2 separate regions of the Homo sapiens genome follow, and region 2 is linked to region 1. A link is a loop called in an ENCODE intact Hi-C map of the cell type or tissue named here. Cell type or tissue: psoas muscle. All regions are shown on one strand.

Evidence for each region. Peaks named below come from ENCODE experiments on the same cell type or tissue, not always from the same donor. Only the 100,000 strongest peaks of a DNase experiment are listed, where the experiment ranks them.
Region 2: it touches region 1 in a loop (6-fold over the local background); 19 of 110 quality-filtered maps call a loop at or near these places.

Annotation. Positions count from the first base shown.
Region 1 is chr17:45,572,149-45,577,148 of GRCh38, forward strand. No RefSeq gene overlaps it. Among named protein-coding and RNA genes, the nearest start is that of LINC02210, 46 kb to the right of the region's middle. In psoas muscle, no CTCF peak of the experiment used is centred here; no DNase peak of the experiment used is centred here.
Region 2 is chr17:46,273,093-46,278,092 of GRCh38, forward strand. It overlaps LOC124904014 (a long non-coding RNA gene), which reads left to right and starts at 924. Exons shown (of 3, transcript XR_007065823.1): 1 at 924-999; 2 at 4,217-4,303. It also overlaps a transcript of LRRC37A not described here and a transcript of ARL17B not described here. In psoas muscle, no CTCF peak of the experiment used is centred here; no DNase peak of the experiment used is centred here.

The DNA.
Region 1 (5,000 bases):
ATATTAATGTTCTGGGTTTTCTAAATTTTCTACATTACTTTCCTGATAAAGGGAAAAAGCAAAAATAAAATGTAAAGGTTTTTTTTTTTTTTTTTTTGAGATGAAGTCTCACTCTGTCACCCAGGCTGAAGTGCAGTGGCACGATATCGGCTCACTGCAACCTCCGCCTCCTGAGTTTAAGCGATTCTCCTGCCTCAGCCTCCCAAGTAGCTGGGACTACAGGCACCTACCACCACGCCCGGCTAATTTTTTGTATTTTTAGTAGAGACGGGGTTTCACCATGTTGGCCAGGCTGGTCTCGAACTCTCGAGCTCAGGCAATCCACCCGCCTTGGCCTCCCAAAGTGCTGGGATTACAGGTGTGAGCCACCACGCCTGGCCAAAATTTAAAGGTTTTACTAGATTTCCAGAAGCATTATTTATGAAAGTCAAAGCTTTTTTCCTAAACTAATTATCGAAATCACAGACTAAAGAATGTCAAGAGCTCAAAAATGGGGTGAACAAACTATGGCCGGCCACAGCCTGTTTTTGGAAATAAAGTTTTACTGGAACACAGCCACACTCATTTGTTTACTTATTGTCTATGGCTGCTTTCATCCTACAAGGGCCGAGCTGAGCAGCTGTGACATAGCCAGGTGGCCTGCAAAACCTAAAATATTTACTAATTGGTGCCCTAAGAACAAGTTTGCCAATCCCCTGACCATTAGATCATCTAGTCCATCCTATACTGTACAGGTGAGTAAACTGAGGTCCACACAAGAATGACTTCTCTATGGTCCAAACTCAAGTTAAGTAAGAAGCAAGGAAGACTCCATTTCCATGGTACTTTCCACCACTTGGCCAGGAAACTCTCAAAACAGACATCCTGCTGTTTGGGAGGTAAACCTCAGGGTCTCATATCACATCGCAAGTGAGTGTATTTGCCAATATATTGATGAGAAGAGGACTTTGGGCCTAGTCAGTATCCAAGAACAACTGCTAAAGGTCTGAGTAAACCTTAGTAGACTAGAAAAAGTTAATTTAAAAACCACACAGGCCAGGCGCAGTGGCTCACGCCTGTAATCCCAGCACTTTGGGAGGCCCAGGCGGGCGGATTGCCTGAGGTCAGGAGTTTGAGACCAGTCTGGCCAACATGGTGAAACCCTGTCTCTACTAAAAATACAAAAAAATAAGCCGGGTATGGTGGCATGTGACTGTAATCCCAGCTACCTGAAAGGCTGAGGCAGGAGAACTGCTTGAACCAGGGAGGTGGAGGTTGCAGTGAGCCGAGATCACACCACTGTATTCCCGCCTGGGTGACAGAGGGAGACTCCATCTCAAAAAACAAACAAACAAACAAAAAACAAACAAGCAAACAAAACACATAAGCACAGACTAGGGAAGGTTTAAAAACAAACAGATGCTGAGAGTATAATCTGGTTCAGTCTTTTAAATAGCACACACTGTAACCCAACAATCCAATCCCACTCCTAGGAACCTACCCTACAGAAACACCAGCTTAAGTGACTAAAGATACATCTCTAGCATATTTAAGACAGCACTGTCTGTAAAAGCAAAAAGGGCCTGAATTCTAGGCAAATAAATATTATCAGCAAATGCAGTTATGTGTTAATAAAGAAGGGGGCACTTCATGCCTTTACCTTACAGAGGGTCCTGACCTTCTGCGCATGTAAATTTGTGACCCTTGCCATAAACAATTTCCACTGTTAGGTTTCTTCCGAGACAGAGAAGATTCACAACTCATGCCATTAAGGCAGTTAAGGACAACCAATATACCTGGAAGACGGTAATCTTCCAAGTTACAGAGGATCAGAAATCCAATGCATTTCACCTGGATAATTCAGACTCAAAAGTTCAAATATTTATCTGAAATTACAGTAAAGCCACTTTAAAACTTTTTATTCTTTGTGCAGCACTTTGAAAGCACAGTACAGTCATAAGGTGGAGAAATGAGTAACTTACTGAATGAGACTTTCAGAAGTGTGTGAAATAGTTTTCATGTCTACAAAAACAGGGAAAACTGCACTTTCTTTCTAGTTGTTCTCTTGATTACTGTGAGAAGAGTGTTGAAGTCTACAATATTGTTAAGGATGTGTCTGTTTCTCCTTGGAGTTCTATGAGTCCTCATGTATTTTGAGGCTCTGTTATTAAGTTCATAAACCTTTAGGAAGGATTGTTTTTGGATGGGCTAAGATATTATTCGCTATTTTAAATGTTGGACCATCTCTTGAGACAAATATCCAAGCAAGAATTAGAGAGGAAAAAGGATAAGAGAAATTCCACACAGATTAATATATGCATTTCTGAAATACTTTTTAACTTCCATAAATAGAATATACACACAGACCTCAAAAGAGGCACTATGAACATAGTGAAATTGAGCAAGAAGCCATTATTTCTAGTAAATCATATAAACTGCACCTACTGAATGTTGCCATTTGGTATGAATCACATGGCCAAGCCGTTTCCCAAGTGTGGGAATTACAGAACATATCCATGAGTAGAGAGGAGTCTAAGCATAACTTTCTTAGCAAATCTCAGGGGGGTTCCACAGACAAATAATTTGGCCAGTGACTCCTGCGTAAGAGGTTTTATATAGGAGAACCCAGACACACTACGACATACTAACATCTCACAATTCAGTTTGCATATCAATATTTACACTTTTATAACACTGAAATTCTCTGAGTTATCAAATTTAATTTCTCAACCAAAAGTCTCTGAATCCTAATCCTTCCTTCCCTTCTGGCCTACATATATGACTCTTAGCTTACTTTTACCAGGACTGTGGCAGATTTTCTAACTATGTGTTAACTGACTGCCTCTTCACCCTACCACCAAGAACAACAAATAATGGAAAGTCATCTCACACATGACCCCAAATCTTATTGCAGAAATGCAATACCATCACATACACAAATAATGCTGGGCCCAGAGTCTCCACAAAGGAGGACCTCACTCAGCCAGACCGCTGGGGCTACCCAAGCTGTGCAGGATTTAGGGCAAATAAAAGGCTAGAAAAGGAGATGTTAGGTAAATTCTCACTGGTCTAACAGAGGCAGACTGACTACAGTGAGTCCAGGAGAACTTTCTGTAATGATATGAAATGCCCCAAATGCTCTACCTTTGTGTGGTGCAATACACGTGGCTACAGAGCACTTGAAATGAATGTATAACAGCTAGTGCCACTGGAGAAACTGAAGTTTTCATTTTACTTAATTTTTTTTTTAAGAGATGGGTTCTCACTCTGTCACCCAGTCTGGAGTGTGGTGGCACAGTCCATAGCTGACTAGAGCCTCAAACTCCTGGGCTCAAGCAATCCTCCCACCTCAGCCTCCCAAGCAGGTAGAACTACAGGCATGCCATCCTATGCCCAACTATTTTAATTCTTTTGTGAAGACAGGGTTTTTACAAAACCCTGTTGCTCAGGCTGGTCTTTAACTGATGCCTCAAGTGATTTCCCACCTCAGCCTCCCAAAGTATTGAGACTACAGGTGTGAGCCACCACACCTGGCCTACTTAGTTTTAATTAATTTAACTCTCCACATGTGGCTAGTAGCTACCATACTGGACAGTACAGAGGATGAAAACAACCCACAGGCTTTATTTGACTCAACATTCAGTTCCACAATTACCTGTGCTGCCTACTGCATTCAAGAGATTTAACCAGGCACTCCAGAGACTGAATGGGACTTTCCCTGCCCAAAGTAGGTTGTAATGAAGGAAGGGCCAGATCATTAAAAGGCCATTTCAGTTCCACCTCTTAACAGATATAGATATAGATAAAGGGGTTAAATAATTAAGAGGATAAAACAATCCTTCCTAAAGGTTTATGGACTTTAGGAAGGAGCCTCAAAATACATAGATGCAGAGCCTCAAAATACGTGAAGATTGCTAGAACTTCAAGGAGAAACAGACAAATCCTTCACAATAGCTGTAGACTTCAACACTTCCCTCAGTAATCAACAAAACAAGTAGAAAGTCAGACAGATCTTAATAACACTATCAACAAACTTGACGTAATTGATATTTATGCAATACTCCACCCGACAAGAGCAGAATACAAAATTCTTTTCAAGTACATATGGAATATTCACTTAGACTGACAAAATTTTGGGGTGCAAAACCTCTAAAAATGTTTTACAAAATTAAAGTCATACAAAGTATGCTCTCTGAACAAAATGAAATTAAATTAGAAACCAGTAACTGAAAGATACCTAAAAAAAAAAATCCCCAAATATTTGGCTAAAACAATTAATGCACGAGGTCCTGGAGGTTAAGGGGGTGGGAAACAAAGGAACTCAGCCCCAACTGGGGGTAAAGGGAATGGTGATCAGAGAAGGCAGGCTGGAGAGGGTGATGGATGGGTGACTAGGAGGTGGGTCTGTGAGAACTACGAAGAAATAAGTATTACTAGATCAATTTGAGATGAAGAGAAGAAATAAGGAGTGAACAAGGAAAAGAGAAATAAGGGGGATGTAAAAAGTAAAGTAGAGGTTCCTCTTCAAGACTTTCCTCTCTAATTAAGAATAAATAGTAACTTCTCTTAGAAGCAAAATTTATTCAAAGACCTGTGCTAACATTCTTAAATATCTGCTAGCCATAATAAAGAAATCAATGTACTTTATGTTCTTAGCTCCCACAATTTAGCCTAAATATTTGCCCTGGCACGCTTAGGCTGGTCCAAGCAAGCATTAGGTCATAGCCTGTTCCTCTTCCTTATTTAAAAGTGTTTTTACCTTTCTCAACATTCCACAAGTTACTTCCTCCTTCCTTTGTTCCCCTCTACCTTTGCCTCTTTTAAAAAGTTCTAAGTTACTAACCAATCGGGACAAATACAGAATGTGAGGTCCCGTTCCAGCCAAAGGAAACCGGAAACAGCAGTAAGGTAGATGCGTCAGGTTATAAATGACCCTATCTCCTTTGTTGGGTGTACTCTCATGGCAAAACTGCCCGTGAGTGTACCCTTTCTGCAGGAAGTAAAAATGGCCTTACTAAGTA
Region 2 (5,000 bases), 700 kb after region 1:
AAAGTTCTTGCTGCAACAAATTTTAAATGATTAAGCCCATATATATTTCTATATATATGAATAAATAGTGCAGAAATACTGTGACGTGATGAGATGCAGAATAATTTTATAATTCATTAAAATGTAGAATTCTTGCATCAGCACAGTGCATACAATATGTAACTTTTTTTAAAAAGTAAAAGGACAAAATAATCCATATTTAAGTATTTCCATCTTAATATTTTAAGCAAAAATGTTTTCATGTTTTCATATTGAGTGATTAGTCTCTTTAGTTTGTAAACATAGGTTTAAGTGACATCTTCATGTACAAAAAGGAATGGGCTTCATTAGATAAAATTAAGCCAGAATAACCTGTACACCTGAGCCTGTAATAAGAAAGAATTGGGAACTGTAGCAACATCTTTCTTTTAAGAAACCAAGGTCTGGGAAAGGTTTTGCATAGCAGGGAAACGTTGAAAGGAAGGAAACTTTTAAAAGCAATAATTAGATAAATTCCAGAAGTTGATAGGACAAAGCTAATATGAGTTAGAATAAAATCTAGTAGAATTTTTGCAAAGCTGCATAATCCAGCTATGGCAGATTTTATAGAAGCTATTACCACAATGCAGTAATACAATGTGTAAGAACATTGAAAGGAAGAACATGCAAAATACATCTTCCTCATTTTCTTCCTACTGCTTACACTACTTTTCCTTACATGGAAGAAACAAACAAACCAACAAGCAAAAAACAAACCCAATCAACAAATAACACAGAGGATGAGATCATCTAACAAAAAATGTCCTTCATACAATATAAGTAGCTGTCTGTAATTGGTAATTTGCCCAGTATCACAGAATGTACAGATGAAGGCAATGTGTATCTTGTCGCATTACCTTTTTCGTTAGTATGATCAACTGATGCGACAGGATTAGCACCCCTGAAGATTCTTCTCTGACGTGATGACAATTGACTGGGAATGATAAAACGAGGGGCCACTGCTGTCCAGGAGAATTCCAGGTACAATTAGATTCTTTTGCCTTTCATGACCTTGCAGCCCTCCCTCCCCACAGAGGCTTACAGATAATCATTAGCACACATTCAAAGACACCTCTGTCTGTGGGAGAAAAACTATCTCCATTTATTTTGTTTCACATACATCCATAGTTGAATTTTAATACAAAAAGAAAAATTAGAATCTGACAAATGTTTACAAAGAAGATACCTTCAAATAGATTTTACTCATTTCAACCTGGTGTGGAGTAATTGACAAATTGTACTGTTATATTCAAGTCACCAGAGTCTGTAGTCCAGGACCACTTAGCCCAACCTTTATGCAAGCTTGATTTTAATCTACCATGAACAATAAACTCATTGTTGATTCGCAGTTGTGTGTGTGTGCACATGTGTACATAGCAGCTCCTTTCATAGAAAGAAAAGACATCTAGAGGTTGTCTTGTACTTTTACGTACAGGAATCATTGATAAGATATGGATGGATTATATGTAACCGTGGCTGGATTTTATAAGAAAAAATAATTAGTTGACAAATGAGGGCAGCAATAAAAAAGCATCTTTTTTGCAACAATAAATAAATACAGTCAAAAGTTTTCTTTGAGACTCTAAACCAGCTTCTTCACTGAAGAGCAGACGTGGCATTTCCATGGAGTTATACTTGACCCCACAGTATCATTGTTTCTTGCTTTCTTTTTCTTTTTTTTTTTTAATAAACAAAATTTTCTCGCTTCTGCCACAATAATAAAACCATTTGATCTTGACAAGATAATGGTGTCGTTGACTTTTCTTTTTTCTTTTTCTTTTCTTCCTTTTTTTGTTTTTGAAACGGAGTTTTGTTCTTGTCACCCAGGCTGGAGTGCAATGGCTCAATCTCGGCTCAATACAACCTCTGCCTCCCGGGTTCCAGCGATTCTCCTGCCTCAGCCTCCCAAGTAGCTGGGATTACAGGCATAGGCCACCATGCACAGCTAATTTTGTATTTTTGGTAGAGACGGGGTTTCTCCATATTGGTCAGGCTGGTCTCGAACTCCCGACCTCAGATGATCCGCCCGCCTTGGCCTCCCAAAGTGCTGGGATTACAGGCGTGAGCCACCGCACCTGGCAACTTTGCTTTTTTCTTGTCCATTGGACAAAATTGGCCAATAATATAATTGGACTGTTATGACCAATAAAAACAAAGTTTAGGTCAAGTCTTGTCAGGATAGCCTCACTAAAAAGATCTGGCTCCTTAATTTAAAATAGTTCAGGCAACAAGATTCTTGCTGTGTTTTATGTTAGGTTAACATGCTGAACTTTAGGAAGCTGTAGACTGCAGTTTGTTGTTGTGAGACCTACAGAGTATAGAAAAAGGGAACAATTGAGCACCTTTCATTTTTGAAAATGATGCTTTATGCGGATGCCAAAGTAAATAAATCTGGAAGAAGCAGCCATGTTCTTTCATTCACCCTTGGCAAGCGAATAGAAAAGAACGATTAAGAAATTTTTAACCTATAATAATAAAACTTTTCACTGTACACTAAGCATAATAGCTCACTGGAAAAAGCCAATATTTAAAATATGTATGTATATATATTTGTCTAATAAAGATTACAACATTTTCAGGCAACTGGACAAATAGAGACATTTACAGAAGCATTACCATTGTGGTGAAAGGTGCGTGTGTGTGTGTATGTGTGTGTTTATTTACACGGATGAGGGGAATATAAAGGGAAAAATTATGCTAAAACAAAAGAAAAAGCAATTTTAAAATCATATTTTTCTATTAAAGTCCAGAAAGTCTCCCAGTTTCACACAGTTTTATTCACAATTTTTTTTTTTTTTGAGACGAAGTCTCGCTTTTGTCCCCAGGCTGTAGTGCAAAGGCGCGATCTTGGCTCACTGCAACCTCTGCCTCCCAGATTCAAGCGATTCTCCTGCCTCAGCCTCCCGAGTAGCTGGGATTACAGGTGCCTGCCACCACACCCGGCTAATTTTTGTACTTTTTGTAGAGACGAGGTTTCACCATGTTGGCCAGGCTGGTCGCAAACTCCTGACCTCAGGTGATCCGCCCGCCTCGGCCTCCCAAAGTGCTGGGATTACAAGTGTGAGCCACCAAGGCTGGCCTCACAACTTTTGTCAGTAAACCAAATTACTGTACAGTTACCAGGACTAAGTCAAAGGACTTTATATTGCAATAGCAGATAAATTTATATTGCAATAGCAGATAAATACAGTATTCCAATAGTTTACAATTTTTAAATACATTGTTTCACGTGGCTGCTAGAATAAATTTTTTACCACTATACATCGTTAACATTAAAAAATTATATTAGCTAACCTGACTTTTTGGGGGGCAATTTTGGATTACGTAATCACAAGGTACAATAAAACAGTGACCCCAACATCCAGTTCTGATTCCAGTTAAAAATTTAGACTAAAGATATCACAATCCGTAAGAAAAGAAAGAATATGGATGGTATAAATGATGAATTATAACAAAGTGCAGTAATGAAAACAATGTGCAAACAATGCTGGAGATCATAAATTACAATGGGAAAATATGGCAAAGGAAATTCTGGAAACCCATAATAAAATCAAGTTTCAATAACTGGCTAGTTATGTTTCATTCTACCTTAAATCTGGAAAGCAATAGAAATTCCCTAAAAATGCAACAGCAAGTTGTCTTTATACAATTCTTTGCATTGTAATTTTTTTCTTTTTTTCTTTTTTTTTTTTTTTTTGATTTGTTTGTTTTGAGACAGGGTCTCACTCTGTAGCCCAGTCTGGAGTGCAGTGGCACAATCATGGCTCACTGCAGCCTCAACCTCCAGGGCTCAGGTGATCCTCCTACCTCAGCCTCCTGGGTAGCTGGGACTACAGGCACGTGCCACCATGCTCAGCTAATTTTTTGTATTTTTTGTAGAGATGGGGTTTCCCCATGTTGCCCAGGCTGGTCTCAAACTCCTGGGCTCAAGTGAGCTGCCTGCCTTGGCTTCTCAAAGTGTTGAGATCACAGGTGTGAGCCACTGCACACAGCCTAATTTGTTTATTTAAGCAGAATTGAGCAAACGTCTCCATTCAGCTCCCATGTGCTTTATTGAAAATTATGTCAACTTCAGTATATTAAAAAGCTACATAAAATAACCAGGTGGCAAGAAGACATCCTAAGTGGCCCCTACACTATGCGGGCCCAGCCTAGGTCTCCTTTGCTCCTTTACCAAATTCCCTTTGTCTTGCCACAGGCCCCAGGACCTCCAAGCAACTTCCTCTCCTTCATCAGCAGTTGCCAGCAGTCATCCTCTGGGCTCTGCCAGCAAGTTGGCAGCAGGGTAGGATTCACACCCCTTGGCTTCTACCTCACAGTTACCACCAAAGGCCTTTCCAATTTAAAAAAGCAATTTTAGAAATTGAACCAGAGGAATAACCACCATGTACAAATCAAAAAGCATAGAGGGGCTTATAATGAGAAGTTGTGCTCCTCTGTCCTACCTTAACTCCCTCTGAAATCCAGGCTCCCTATGATCAATCCCCTTGACCTTTCAGTTCTCTGGGTAGATTTCTTTTCTTTTCTTTTCTTTCTTTCTTTCTTTTTTTTTTTTTGAGACAGAGTCTTGCTGTTGCCCAGGTTGGAGTGCAGTGGTGGGATCTCAGCTCACTGCAACCTCCTCCTCCTGGGTTCAAATGATTTTCCTGCCTCAGCCTCCCGAGTAGCTGGGATTACAGGTGCCCACCCTTACGCCTAGCTAATTTTTGTATTTTTAGTAGAGACAAGGTTTTACCATATTGGCCAGGCTGGTCTGGAACTCCTGACCTAACCGCCCACCTCAGCCTCCCAAAAGTGCTAGGATTACGGACATGAGCCACCATGCCTGGTCTGGGTAGATTTTTTTTCTTTTGAGATGGAGTCTCGTTCTTGTCGCCCAGGCTGAAGTGTAGTGGTGTGGTCTCCACTCACTGCAACCTCCGCCTCCCACGTTCAAGTGATTCTTCTGCCTCAGCCTCCAGAGTAGCTGGGACTTACAGGCG